Regions from separate parts of the Homo sapiens genome. Here region 2 is linked to region 1. Evidence: chromatin contacts called from ENCODE Hi-C or POLR2A ChIA-PET data. All regions are on one chromosome and are shown on one strand. The core of a region is the stretch at or near the end of the contact, and the rest is flanking DNA. Distances in the headings are between cores, read along the strand shown. Region 1 holds the start of CCDC194 (coiled-coil domain containing 194). Region 2 holds the start of TMEM221 (transmembrane protein 221).

Region 1 (6,726 bases), core at 522-3,021:
CACTCTGTCACCCAGGCTGGAGTGCAGTGGCACGATCTCTGCTCACTGCAACCTCCACCTCCCGAGTTCAAGAGATTATCCTGCCTCACCCTCCTGAGTAGCTGGGATTAAAGGCGCCAGCCACCACACCTGGCTAATTTTTTTTTTTTTTAAGACAGAGTCTTGCTCTTGTCGCCCAGGCTGGAGTGCAATGGCATGATTTCAGCTCACTGCAACCTCCCCCTCCTGGGTTGAACCCATTCTCCTGCCTCAGCCTCCCAGGTAGCTGGGATTACAGGCGCCCGCCACCACACCCGACTAATTTTTGTGTTTTTAAAAGAGATGAGGTTTCATCATGTTGGCCAGGCTGGTCTCGAACTCCTGACTTCAGGTGATCCACCCGCCTCGGCATCCCAAAGTGCTGGGATTACAGACGTGACCCATTGCGCCCGGCCTGCCATTACCTTTTTAATGTTAGGGCCCTAGGAGCTGATCAAAAGGAGGTAGTGTTGAAGAGGGGGACTTTCTGTAGGAGGGGACCTGTTAGCAGAGCAGCAATTAGCCAGGCAGAGGAGGAGAAGGTGTAAAGGCCCTGCGATGGGAATGCACTTGGTGGAAGAACCTTGGGGAGGCTACAGGAAGGAGTGAAAAGAAAATGACCTTAAAGGTGTGATCAGGTCCTTGAAGGTGTAAGGAGGGAGAGAAGGGGCAGGGGGAGATAGAGAAGGAGAAACAGGAAGAGGAGGGAGGAGGGGGAGGAGGGAGAGTAGGAGGAAGGAAGGGGAGGGGAGAACGGGTTGTATTCTAAGAGGGAAGGGGAGCCAGAGCCCAATTGTAATCACGTTGTAAGATCGCCCTCTGGCTGCCCAGTGGCGAGCAGGCGGGAAGACGGGGCCGGTCCACCCTGTTGTCTACCCTCCGGTCCTCTTCACAGCCGGCGTGGCAGCCTAAACTCTGCCAACCGTAAGTCAGTGGAGTATCCTCCCATCTCCCAATGCGGTTACCCCGTCAACAGAATGGGAACCACAGGCCGGATGCGGTGGCTCACGCCTTTAATCCCAGCACTTTGGGAGACCAAGGCGGGAGGATCGCTTGAGCCCAGGAGTTCAAGACCAGCCTGGGCAACATAGCGAGACCCTGTCTCAAAAAAACAATCAAACAAAAAAAATTAAAATTAGCCGGGCGCGGGGGCTCACGCCTGTAATCTCAGCACTTTGGGAAGCCGAGGTGGGCAGATCATTTGAGGTCAGGAGTTCGAGACCAGCCTGGCCAACATGGTGAAACCCCGTGTCTACTAAAAATATAAAAATTAGCTGGGCGTGATGGCAGTCGCCTGTAATCCCAGCTACTCAGGAGGCTGAGGCAGGAGAATCGCTTCAACCAGAGACGGAGGTTTCAGTGAGCCAAGATTGTGCCATTGCACTCCAGCTTGGGCGACACAAACACACAAAATTAAGATTAAAAAATATTGGAAACGACATATCCCCAAATGATAGCCAAGCACTTCGTTTGCAGATGCGGTCTTTGGCGCTTCCTACAGATGTGCCAGCTTGATTCCTACCAAGCCCTACCAAGCAGGAGTTAATACTCTCCCCATTTCACAAAGGGGGAAATTGAGGCACAGAGGGCAGCACGTGGGATGCAGGAACCCAGAACCCCTAGTCCTTTCTTGGGCTCGACGGGATGGACCAGCCCCTGGAGGGGGTCCAACCCCTCCCAACGGCCTGGGAAGCCACGGCCAGGCTGGGCGGAACCGTGGGTGTCCCTGGCGCCCCAAGGTGCCAATTAAATATTCGTGGCCGTCTGGGGCCAGAGCTGTGGACCGCGGCATGGCCGAGCCGGGGCCGGAGCCCGGGCGTGCCTGGCGGGTGCTCGCCCTGTGCGGGGTGGCCGTGTTCCTGGCTGCGGCAGCAGCCGGCGGGGCCCTGGTAGCCTGGAATCTGGCCGCCTCGGCTGCTCGGGGACCTCGCTGCCCGGAGCCAGGGGCCAATGCCACGGCGCCGCCCGGGGACCCGCCGCCTGGGGTCGACGACCTGCGGCGCCGGCTGGCAGAGGCTGCCGAGCGGGAGGAGGCCCTAGCCAGGCAGCTGGACCAGGCGGAAAGTATCCGGCACGAGTTGGAGAAGGCATTAAAGGCCTGTGAAGGCCGCCAGGTAGGTGGGCCGGGTAGAGGGGGAGCTCGGGAATCCAGAATGTTGAGATAAGAGACGGCCTGCCCACACAACTCCAGGGTTCCCTCCCTGTGCCTCGGTTTCCCCAGTTCCTCGAATTGAGAGGGTATTGAGAATAGCGCCCTAATGCCTTCCAACCCTTAGATGTCAGCTCACCATGGAGTCTACCTTCTGATCAGAAAGGTGGATCACCTGAGGTCAGGAGTTCGAGACCAGCCTGGCCAATATGGTGAAACCCTGTCTCTACTAAAAATACAAAAATTAGCCTGGCGTGATGGTGAACGCCTGTAATCCCAGCTCCTCAGGAGGCTAACGCGGGAGAATCGCTTGAACCCGGAAGGTGGAGGTTGCAGTGAGCTGAGACCGCGCCACTGCACTCCAGCCTGGGTGACACAGCGAGACTCCATCTGAAAAAAAAAAAAAAAAAAAAAAAAAAAAAAGTCTCACTGTCCTTTGCTATTTGCCAGATAAATGGTGTCTGGAGAAACGCCAGACCACTGGAGGCCCTCCTCCATGTGCCAACTCAGCCCCACTCCAGCCAGTTTCCAGCAGCCCTATTTTGAGAGAGGGACATACATGTCACCTGTAATTAGGAGGCTAAAGTTGGCCTCTTGGGGGAGGTACCTGCTGGGTCCTCCTTTTCCTCTGACTAACCCTTCAGACTTTTTCTTAACCTTTTCCAGCCCTGAGCCTGCCAAAAGAACTGTCCTTAAAATCCCAGCCATTTCCATTTATGGAGTGACTACTGTATACCTCTGTGCACACCCCCCATTCCACCCCAACCTCCCAGCCCAGCCGAGGTAGTGCAGCATCTGAATATTAAAAATCAAAATGGGGCCGGGCGCAGTGGCTCACGCCTGTAATCCTAGCACTTTTGGAAGCCAGGGCGAGTGTATCAGTTGAGGTCAAGAGTTCGAGACCAGCCTGGCCAATGTGGTGAAAACCCGTCTCTACTAAAAATACAAAAATTAGCCAGGTGTGATGGCGCATGCTTGTAATCCCAGGCGGAGGTTGCAGTGAGCTGAGATCCCACCACTGCACTCCCGCCTGGGCGACAGAGCAAGACCCCATCTCAAAATAAATAAATAAATCCAAATAAACCCCTACCCCTTTTCTGCCCCCTGGACCAAGAGAAGGGACTGGGGCAGTCGAGGTTAAGAGGATCCTACTCCAAGTACAGGTTCTGGCTCTGCCCCCTTGCTGTAAGACGCACTGAGGAAGCCGAACCAGTCGTTTTGCAGAATGTCCTACACAGGCAACCGACACATACCCCAAAAATTCAATCATTGTCAACCATCAAATTGCCCTGTGTTGGTTTTTGTTGTTGCTGGGTTTGTTTGTTCTGAGACGGAGTCATGCTCTTTTGTCCAGGCTGGAGTGCAGTGGCACAATAGCTCACTGCAACCTCCACCTCCCAGGTTCAAGCGATTCTCCTGTCTCAGCCTCCTGAGGAGCTGGGATTACAGGCGCCCACCACCACACACTGCTATTTTTTTTTTTTTTTTAAGTAGAGATGGGTTTTCACCATGTTGGCCAGGCTAGTCTCGAACTCCTGGCCTCAAGTGATCCGCCTGCCTCGGTCTCCCAAAGTGCTGAGATTACAGGCGTGAGCCACGACGCCCGGCTAACTTTGTTGGTTTGAAATCCCATCAGCTAGTCCCAGATGGAGCTGAAAGTGGAACTTGAATCTGACCGCAGAGCTCAGCACTCTCCACTTTCTGGTGGCTTAGGGTTGGTGGCGTTGGACCTGGGCAGAGATCTCCCTCCAGGCAGGCAGCTGTCACCACTCGGTGCCCCAGGCTTCAGAAGCCACTTCTGTATTTTACAACTACAAGGCCCCAAAGGACATTCCACACAAAGCTCAGGACACAGGGTCGCAGGTGGCTTCTCACTGTCCCCAAAAGGGCCAGGCCGAATCACTCCTCCTCTCCTCTGCCTACACCCCCTCCCACTTCCCCTCCACTCCTCAGAGCCGGCTTCAGACCCAACTAACGACACTGAAGATTGAGATGGACGAAGCCAAGGCACAGGGGACCCAGATGGGGGCCGAGAACGGGGCGCTGACAGGTGCGTTGGGGTGTAAGGGAGTGGGCAGGGATAGAAGTGGGAGGAGCCTAGGTGAATCCTAGTTATCCAAACAAGCACAGTTGCAAACGTAATGCAAATAACACGGATATAAACGCAAAAACTTATGAAAAGAATGCAAACAACATGCAGAGGCCATGCAAATGTCACAAAAACAAGGCAAATGCCACAAAACATGCAAACTCCTTGTAAACGACTCACGAAAGCAATGCAAACCTATGAAAAGCTATGCAAATGGCACGTGGAAGCCATGCAATGGTACACACTAATTTAATTCAAATAAAGGAAAGCGTGCAAACGGCATGCAGACTATCAACTTGGATTCCGGCGTGCGTGGGGCGGGTGGGCGCGGGAGTCTCCAGCCTGACCCGGCTCCCTGCGCCCCCAGAGGCCCTGGCGCGCTGGGAGGCGGCGGCCACGGAGTCTACGCGGCGGCTGGACGAGGCTCTGCGGCGCGCAGGCGTGGCGGAGGCCGAGGGCGAAGCCTGTGCGGCCCGGGAGGCGGCGCTGCGCGAACGCCTGTGAGTGAGGGGCTGGCCCGAGGGCGGGGTCGGATGGACGGGGAGGGCGCGACCAATGCTTGCGCAGGGCTGCATTCTTTCGGCCAATCATTACTTTGGGCGTGGAATTGTGGTGGGGGGGGGGCATTGTTGATTTAATAGGGGGATCCTGGAATTGGAACCTAAGGATGGAGAAGGGAGTGGACTCTCTTGGGATTCCAGGCTGGGGCGGGCATTCTAGAAACTTAGGTCCCCAGGATCCAGCGTCGGTGGGAGCCCCGAGAGGGACGGGGAACGGAAGAGAAGGGAGCAAGGAAAAGGGAGTATCGAGGGAGAGGCTGGTGGTAGGGGGACAGAGCTTCTGGGGATGTAGCTGGGAGTCTCTAGGGAGGCGTCCCGGGAATGGCTGGGGGTCGAGAACGGATGCCGGATCCTGGGGAGCGGGAAACCCTGGGAGATGGGGATCTCTGGGGATGGAGTTCCCAGCAAAGGGACGCTCTGGCGGATGAGGGCTGGCGATGTCTGGGGACAGGGGTCCAGAGGCTGACAGCCCCCTTCCCCCTTCCCGGCAGTAACGTCCTGGAAGCCGAGATGAGCCCACAGCGCAGAGTGCCCCGGCCGCGTCCCCGCTCGGGGTCCCGACCCCGGCCCAGCCCTCGCTCGCGCTCTCGCTCCGGACCCTCCGGGGGCTGCCGGCGGCCGGCGCGGCGCGCACGAGGGTGAGTCGGCCCCCTGCCGGAAGGGGGCGTCGGCCTGGAGGACACATATGGGGGGGGGGTCTGCGGGGACGTGTATAGAGGCACCCCCACGCTGGATGCGACACTCAGCTTTAGACCCTGGAGACGTCCTGAACGGAAACTGCACAGAAAGGTGCCTCAGCCCTCTCTCCCCCACCATGTAAAGTGCTTATTCTACAGACAGGGAAACTGAGGCCCAAGTGATCATGCAGTGAGCTAGTGCTTAGCTGGGATTTGAAGTCCCCTCTAACAACAATGTTGCCGTCATCCCACAGATATGAGGACTGGAGGTCTAGCCCTGGCTCAGGAAAAACCGGAAAGGGTCACTTTCCCTCTTTGGGTTTCAGTTTACCCTATCTGTAAAATGGGTGATTGGACTCATGATAGGGAGCTGATTTGACAACAAAAGCTGACAAAGGTGGCACAATAGGAAAACCGCAAATCCCTAACCCTGTGAGAAGGGTACAAAACTCCCAGATGGAATTTAAACAAAAAGAACCAAGTAACATGTTTGTTTTGGTTTGGTTTTGAGATGGAGTTTTGCTGTTGTCGCCCAGGCTGGAGTGCAGTGGCACAATTTGGGCTCACTGCAACCTTCACCTCCCAGGTTCAAGCAATTCTCCTGCCTCAGCCTCCCAGGTAGCTGGGATTACAGGCCCCCACCACTACGCCCAGCTGATTTTTGTATTTTTAGTAGAGACGGGGTTACACCATGTTGGCCAGGCTGGTCTCGAACTCCTGAGCTTAGGTGATCCGCCCACCCGGCCTCCCAAAGTGCTGGGATTACAGGTGTGAGCCACCGCTCCCAGCCCATGTTTTTAACCTACACTGCAACAAAGGTGACTTATGCCTGAGACAGAGCAATGGTTCAATATTGCCAAGTCTGTTAATTGCTATACTAATAGATCAAATGAGGAAATGTATAAATTGTGGGGGAAAAAACACATCAAAATCAGTGCCAAGGTGAGGACGTCCACTGTCAAGTAGTTTTTTTTCTGGGAGTACAAGCCAATGCAATTACACAAGAAAAATAAAAGCTACAACTAAAAGGAAGAGAATCTGTAGGTTGAATCACAAGAAAGAGCTGTTTATATGGGTCAAAAATCATTGAAATATGGACAATTTTATATTGCTCAATTTCACATGAATGTATTAGTGGGTTTTCTTGTTTTTCTAACCTTTAAACATTTTTAGCTTGTTATCTAAATTTAACCTTTATATTTGGCATAACTTCAGACTTACAGAAAATTTGGT
Region 2 (7,083 bases), core at 4,252-6,751, 54 kb before region 1:
AAGTAGCTGGGATTACAGGCATACCACCACACCTGACTAATTTTTGTATTTTTAGTAGAGACGGAGTTTCTTCATGTTGGTCAGGCTGGTCTCGAACTCCCGATCTCAGGTGATCTGCCTGCCTCGGCCTCCCAAAGTGCTGGGATTACAGGCGTGAGCCATCGCGTCCGGCCGAGTTGCCCACATATTTCATGCGCAAAATCACAACAATCCTTTAACAACAGATTTATATGTTACACGGATGCATTTCAATATTTGATACCACGTGGGCTGGGGGTCCCGGGCTGCCAGCAGGAGCCAAGAGTCTCCCAGGTCTCCCTCTGTTGCTCGTGGACTGGGGCATTACCAGGGAACACGGCAGAATACAGAAATCAAAAACTCCGATCTAGAACCATCTCCTGGCTTTGTGACCGTGAGATCAACTCCCTTCTCTAAACACTAATCCCTTCCTCTGAAAAATTAGAATTAAAGCCAGGTTCTCCCAGGCAGGTCAGTGAAGAAGGAGGAGCAGGTGCTCACTCGGCTCACGAACTGCTTGGTTGGCCTCTGGCGCCCCCTCGCGGCAGGACGAGATGGCACACTTTCGGGGCAGGGCCTAGCATTCAAATGAGATGCAAATCACTCCTCTCGTGCCCAGTCTCCGGAAAAGGTTTCCTAGGAGTCCACGCGTGTCCATGGAAACTAGCAAGCGTGACTGCGGTGCACGGGAATCTGGCTGACAGGAAGAAGGAGGCTGGGGGCCTGGGAGGCCAGAGGGTCCTGAATACTGGATGACCACCTGATTTCATGCTCACCTCGACTTCCAACCTCCAGGTTGGAAAATTGACCCAGCTCAGGACCCTGGTGCTGCCTGATGCTTCATGTTCCAGCAGCCCTCTCTGGACTGCTGTGGCGCATCTGTGAAATGGGTGCATTGAGTCTGGGCGTGGTGGCTCACTCCTGTAATCCCAACACTTTGGGAGGCCGAGGCAAGTGGATCACCTGAGGTCAGGAGTTCAAGACCAGCCTGGCCACTGTCACAAAACCCCGTCTCTACTAAAAAAAAAAAAAAAATATATATATATATATATATATATATAAATTAGCTGGCGTGGTGGCACGCACCTGTAGTCCCAGCTACTCAGGAGGCTGAGGCATGAGAATCACTTGAACCTGGGAGGCGGAGGTTGCAGTCTGCCAAGATTGCACCCCTGCACTCCAGCCTGGGCGACACAGGGAGACTCTGTCTCAAAAAAATAAAAATCACTTAAATTATCTGTAAATCATACCAGGTTGCCCTTTTCCAACAAATCACAGGCGATGTAACCTGTCAACATTGTTACTATTATTCCAGCCAACATGCAGTGACCAGCCATCCGTATCTGGGCAGTGAGGTTGAGGGAGTCCACTCTCTGTCCCTGTCAGGCTGTGTGCCTTGGACTGTATGGTGGAACTCTCCAAGCCTCACCCCCCATCCCCACCTCCCCACTCCCCACCTGTCTGAGCTGGAATGAGAAGGGCAGCTTAGCAAAAGGCCAAGGTAGATGAGCTCACCATCTACCAAGAGCAGTGTGGGGCCTGCTTGCAGGGTTAACTTTCCAAGTTGAAGCCAGACACCCCCAAACTAGAGAATCACCCCACATACAAACAGCAGGACCAGACCTTGGTATCTGTGTTCCCCCAACCCCAACAAATAATGGCAAAACCTAAGCCAGCACTGCAATGAATGTTGGCCATTTAGGTAAGTGTCCCCTTATTGTGGGGTTTCATGTATGTTTCCACCTCCCCCACCAGGCTGTGAGCACCAGAAGGGAGAGCTGGGCCTGTCTTGGTCACCCCTGGGTCCTCAGAGCCCAGCACGTAGATGGGCTCTCCACTGATGTTCGTCGAATGAATACATGAAAATATCTTGTATCTCTGTATTCCCACCACCCAGAGCAAACTGTAGCCCTGATCCAAATGAATTGCTGAGCCCTCAACGTGAGACTTTTCCTTACCTGGAAAACATGGAAAATTCACCCTAACACTGATGATGATGAAAGAATGAGTGTTGGGCTGAGGCCTGATGAATGAGTGAATGAATCAATCAATCGATCAATCAATTGAAAGAAGGAACAGGTTCTTGCTACATATGAAGAGGCCCAGAGAGGTTAAGGGATGTGCCCAAAGTCACACAGCAAAGAAGGAGGCCACCTGGAAGTGAAGGGTCACCCTCACCCCATACTCTTCCTTGGGGCCATTTTACCTACGAGGCTGAGGGCACAGGGCCCACAAACTCTTTTCAAGGGGCCCCAAAATTTTCAAACCTGAAAAAAAAACTTGATTCCAGTCCAGGCGCAGTGGCTCATGCCTGTAATCCCAGCACTTTGGGAGGCCCAGTGGGTGGATCAGTTGAGCTTAAGAGTTCCAGATGAGCCTGGACAACATAGTAAGACCCCATCGCTACAAAAAAATTAATTAATTAATTTAAAATAGAGAAAGGATTTGAATAGACATTTCTCCAAAGAAGATATATGAACAGCCAAAAAGCCCATGAAAAGATGCTTAACATCATTAGTTATTAGGGAAATGCAAATAAAAACCACAATGAGATATTACTTTATAAGCATCAGAATGACTATTATCAGGGAGGAGGAGGCTGGGTGTGGTGGCTCACTCTGTAATCCCCCAGCACTTCAGGAGGCTGAGGTGAGAGGATCACTTGGGCATAAGAAGTTTGAGACAAGACCAACATAGCAAGACCCCATCTCTACAAAAAAATTTTAAAAACTGGCTGGGTATGGTGGCTCACACCTGTAATTCCAACACTCTGGGAGGCCGAGGTGGGAGGATCACTTGAGGCAGGAGTTTGAGACCAGCCTGGCCAACATGGTGAAACCCTGTTTCTACTAAAAATACAAAAATTAGCTGAGTGTGGTGGTAGGCACCTGTAATCCTGCTACTTGGGAAGCTGAGGTGCAAGAATCGCTTGAACCCGGGAGGTGGAGGTTGCAGTGAGCCGAGATCTCACCACTGCACTCCAGTCTGGGCAACAGAGTGAGAGTTCATCTCAAAAAAAAAAAAAAAAAAAAAGGCTATTATGAGGAAGGAGGAGGCTGGGTGTGGTGGCTCACTCCTGTAATCCCAGCATTTAGGGGGACTGAGGTGAGAGAATCACTTGGGTATAAAGAGTTTGAGACCAGACCAACATAACAAGACCCCATCTCTATGAAAAAAAAAAAAAAACTTAAAAATTAGCCAGGCATGCTGATGCTTGCCTGTGGTCCCAGCTACTTGGGGAGAGGCTGAGGCAGAAAGATCACTTGAGCAGGAGGTCAAGGCTGTAATGAGCTATGATCACACCACTGCAATCCAGCCTGGGTGACAGAGCAAGGCCCTGATAAAAAAAAAAAGAAGAAGGAGGAGGAGGAGACGAGGAGGAGGAAGAAAGGAGGAGGAGGAGAAGGAAGGGAGGAGGAGGAGGAGAAGGAAGAGGAGGAGGAGGAGGGCAGGAGGAAACACGTGTTGGGGAGGATGTGCAGAAAATTATTTTTAAAAACCTCAGACATTGCTGGTGGAAATGGAAAACGGTGCAGCTGCTGTGGAAAAGTTTGAGGGTTCCACAAAGAGTTAAAATAGAGTAACTATGTGACTCAGCAACTCCACTCCTAGGAGTCCACGCCCCACAAGAATTGACAGCAGTGACTCAAGAAGATACCTGTGCACACATGTTTATAGCAGCATTAGTCACCTTCACCAAAAGGAACCAACAACACAAATACCCATCAATGGATGAACGGATGAACACAATGTGTTCCAGACACGCTATGGAATATTACGCAGCCATAAAAAGGAATGAGGCACTGATCCATGCTACAACCTCGATGAACCTTGAGTACATCATGCAGAGTGAGAGAAGCCAGAATGCCACCTCTTGTATGACTCCATTGATATGAAGTGTCCAGAACAGGCAAATCGACAGAGACAAGAAGTAGATTAATGGTTGTGAGCCACTTGAGGAGGGGGAATGGGGAGTGGCTGGTAATGGGGATGGGGTCTCCTTTTGGGGGGATGAAAATCTTCTGGAGCTAGACAGAGGTAATGATTGTACAACACTAAATGCCACTGAATAAAATGATTAATTTTATGTTATGTAAGTTTCATCTCGATTTTTTTAAAGTGCTGTGCGAATAATTTGGGGGACCAGTTGGGGAAGGGATCCAGGATTCTCCCTAGCCTCCTAGAGGAAGCAACGGTTACCCAAAGGCTTGAAGGAAGTAAGCAGAGGGGAAATCACAGCCAATGACAGAGTCCCTGGGTTGAGATCAAATGAAAAGTGAATTTTTAAATTTTGTTATTTCTTTTTTGAGACACAGCCTCGCTCTGTCACTCAGGCTGGAGTGCAGTGGCGTGATCTCAGTTCACTGCAGCCTCGACCTCCTGGGCTCAAGCGATCCTCCTGTCTCAGTCCCGAAAGTAGCTGGGTCCACAGGCGTGCACCACCACACCAGGCTGACTTCCTTATTTTTTGTAGAGATGGGGTCTGGCTATGTTGCCCAGGCTGGTCTCAAACTCCTGGGCTTAAGCCATCCTCCTGCCTCAGCCTCCCAAAGTGCTGGGATTACAGTTGTGAACCACCTCACCCAGCCCTTTCTCTCTCTCTCTCTTTTTTTTTTTTTTTTTTTTTGATGGAGTCTTACTCTGTCAGCCAGGCTGGAGTGTGCAGTGGTGCAATCTCGGCTCACTGCAACCTCCGCCTCCCTGATTCAAGCATTCCTCCAACCTCAGCCTCCCGAGTAGCTAGGATTACAGGCCATGCACCACTACGCCGGGCTAATTTTTTTTTTTTTTTTTTTTTTTAGTAGAGACGGGGGTTTCACCATGTTGGCCAGGCTGGTCTTGAACTCCTGACCTCAAGTGATCCGCCCACCTCGGACTCCTAAAGTGCTGAGATTACAAGCGAGAGCCACCGCGCCCGGCCTCCTTTCTCTTTATTTTTTATTTTTTAATTAATTAATTAATTAATTTTGAGACGGAGTCTCGCTCTGTCGCCCAGGCTGCAGTGCAATGGCGTAATCTCAGCTCACTGAAACCTCCGCCTCCTGGGTTCAAGCAATTCTCCTGCATCAGCCTCCCGAGTAGCTGGGATTACAGGCTCCGGCCACCACGCCCGGCTAATTTTTGTATTTTTAGTAGAGACGGGGTTTCACCATATTGGCCAGGCTGGTCTGGAACTCTTGACCTTGTGATCCGCCCGCCTCGGCCTCCCAAGGTGCTGGGATTACAGGCGAGAGCCACCGCCCCCGGCCTCCTTTTTCTTGTTTTAAACCACAATACAATCGATGCTTAGGGCGGCAGGGGGCGGGGTGGTGCCCTTTTCTGAACTTAGCGAGCTGTGGGGTTCCCGCGATCCAGTCCCTAGTGGGGCCTCCCCGCCCTGCGCCCGGTGCCAGGCCCCGCCCCGCCAGGCCCAGCGGACCAAGAGGGGGCGCCCGCGGGGCCCCGGGAGGGAGGAGAAAAGACTTTGTCCCAAGTTTTCGCGGAGATTCGGCGTCCCGGCTGCGACCAGCACCCCGGAGCCCCCGTCCGTCTGGCGACCCCCAGCCCAGTCCCCGAACTTTCAGACACTCCCTGCGGCCCCGCCCCCTCGGGGACCCCCTGAGGACCCTCGGATTCCCCCCAACTCCCCTGCCCTCTAAAACCACTTCAATTCCTCAACTCTTCCCCCGGCCCGCAGGAACCCCCGCCATGGCCCGTTCTTACGGCGGCCGGGTGCTGGCTGCAATGACCCTGCTGGGCATCGCGGCGGCCGTGCTGGCGGCGCTGGGCGCGCAGCTGCTGTTTCAGCTGCAGGCGGGCCGCGCCGAGCTGCGGGGGCTGCGCGCCGAGGGGCTGGGCCAGGAGCTGGGCGCCGGCCCCGGGCTGCCAGAGGACGCGGCCGGGACGCTGCTGCCGCTGGCCGCCGCGCTGGCCGCGCTGGTGCTCGTGCTGGGGTTCACCTGCTTGCTGCTCGCCGCGCTCTGTGGCCACCTGGGCGCCGAGCTGGCGCGGGGGCCTGGCCCCAGGAGGTAGGAGGACTGGCCTCACCGCCTCGGAGGCCCGGCTGGGGGCTGGGTGAGCCTGGTTGAGCCTCTTCCCCTCTTTTGGCCTCAGGCTGGGGGGACAGCTTCCCTCCCCACTTCCCTCTCCCCACCACTCCATGTCTCTCTGCCTCCCTCCTTTCCTCTCCTCCTCCCTCCTTCCCTCCCTCCATTCTATATTTGTTCAATTTTGCAGCAGGTGCAACCACTGCTGTGTCTCGCATTTTGCAGATGAGGAAACTGAGGCTCAAAGAGGGTCCAGGATCAGCTTGCCTGGATCTCAAACAGGGGAGGCTGAGCTCTCAGGCTGTCTGGCTTGGAAGTGGGTGGGAGGCGGGACAGTGCTGGACTTGAACTTGGTTCTGGGTAGAGCCAGCCAGAGCCTGTGTCCTGGTCTGAAATTGAGTTCCTTCCTCAGGGACCTGAACTCAGTCAGGGATGTGGTCATTGAGGGACCCCTATCAGGGGCAGTGGTTGTGGAAGGAGGAACCCTCCTTGAGCTGAGGACTCCGCTGTCCCACATGGTAGTGTTTCTCTCCAGAATGTCGGGGGAGAGGAGCCCAAATTCTAGTCCAGAATTCTGTGAAATTGAGCAGATGAGAACTCCCACCATTGAGGTAGATCCTATCCAGACCATGCACCTTCCACCCAAGGGACAATGAAATGCATGGGTCCCACGGGTCAGCAAACATCTGTTGGGTGCCTGCCTGCAGGGGAATGGATCTGGCTCAGGGCATCAGAGACAGCGGGGACCAAGTGGACCCAGACCTGCTCTCATGGGGTCACAGAAAATAAGGAAACATAACAAGGACAAGGCATGGTGGTTCACACCTGCAATCCCAGCCCTTTGGGAGGCAGAGGCAGGAGGATCATTTGAGGCCAGGAATTTTTTTTTCTTTTTTTTTTTTTGAGACAGAGTCTTGCTCTGTCACCCAGGCTGGAGTGCAGTGGCGCTATCTCGGTTCACTGCAGCCTCCACCTCTTGGGTTCAAGCGATTCTCCCACCTTAGCCTCCCGAGTAGCTGGGATTACAGGTGCCCACCAC

The links. A loop is a pair of places that touch in the nucleus more often than their neighbours do. ChIA-PET counts read pairs that join two places held with the same protein, here RNA polymerase II (POLR2A). Pooled maps may share reads with other maps.
Region 2: a map of CD8-positive, alpha-beta T cell shows a loop between it and region 1 (11-fold over the local background). The contact joins the promoter of TMEM221 here to the promoter of CCDC194 in region 1. A Hi-C loop is called at or near these places in 11 of 168 maps with a recorded cell type or tissue (CD4-positive, alpha-beta memory T cell, CD8-positive, alpha-beta T cell, HCT116 and 7 more), 3 of 37 single-sample maps with no recorded cell type and 21 of 50 pooled maps. POLR2A ChIA-PET finds 5 or more read pairs at or near these places in 23 of 52 experiments (A549, AG04449, B cell and 16 more).

What each region holds. Positions count from the first base shown.
Region 1 is chr19:17,389,241-17,395,966 of GRCh38, reverse strand. CCDC194 (coiled-coil domain containing 194) reads left to right here and starts at 1,771. Exons shown (of 4, transcript NM_001395222.1): 1 at 1,771-2,132; 2 at 4,121-4,217; 3 at 4,624-4,756; 4 at 5,308-6,726. The coding sequence starts at 1,809. The coding sequence ends at 5,458. RefSeq lists silencers at 4,448-4,637, 4,648-4,887.
Region 2 is chr19:17,447,086-17,454,168 of GRCh38, reverse strand. TMEM221 (transmembrane protein 221) reads left to right here and starts at 5,501. Exons shown (of 3, transcript NM_001190844.2): 1 at 5,501-6,026. The coding sequence starts at 5,707. RefSeq lists a silencer at 5,368-5,487.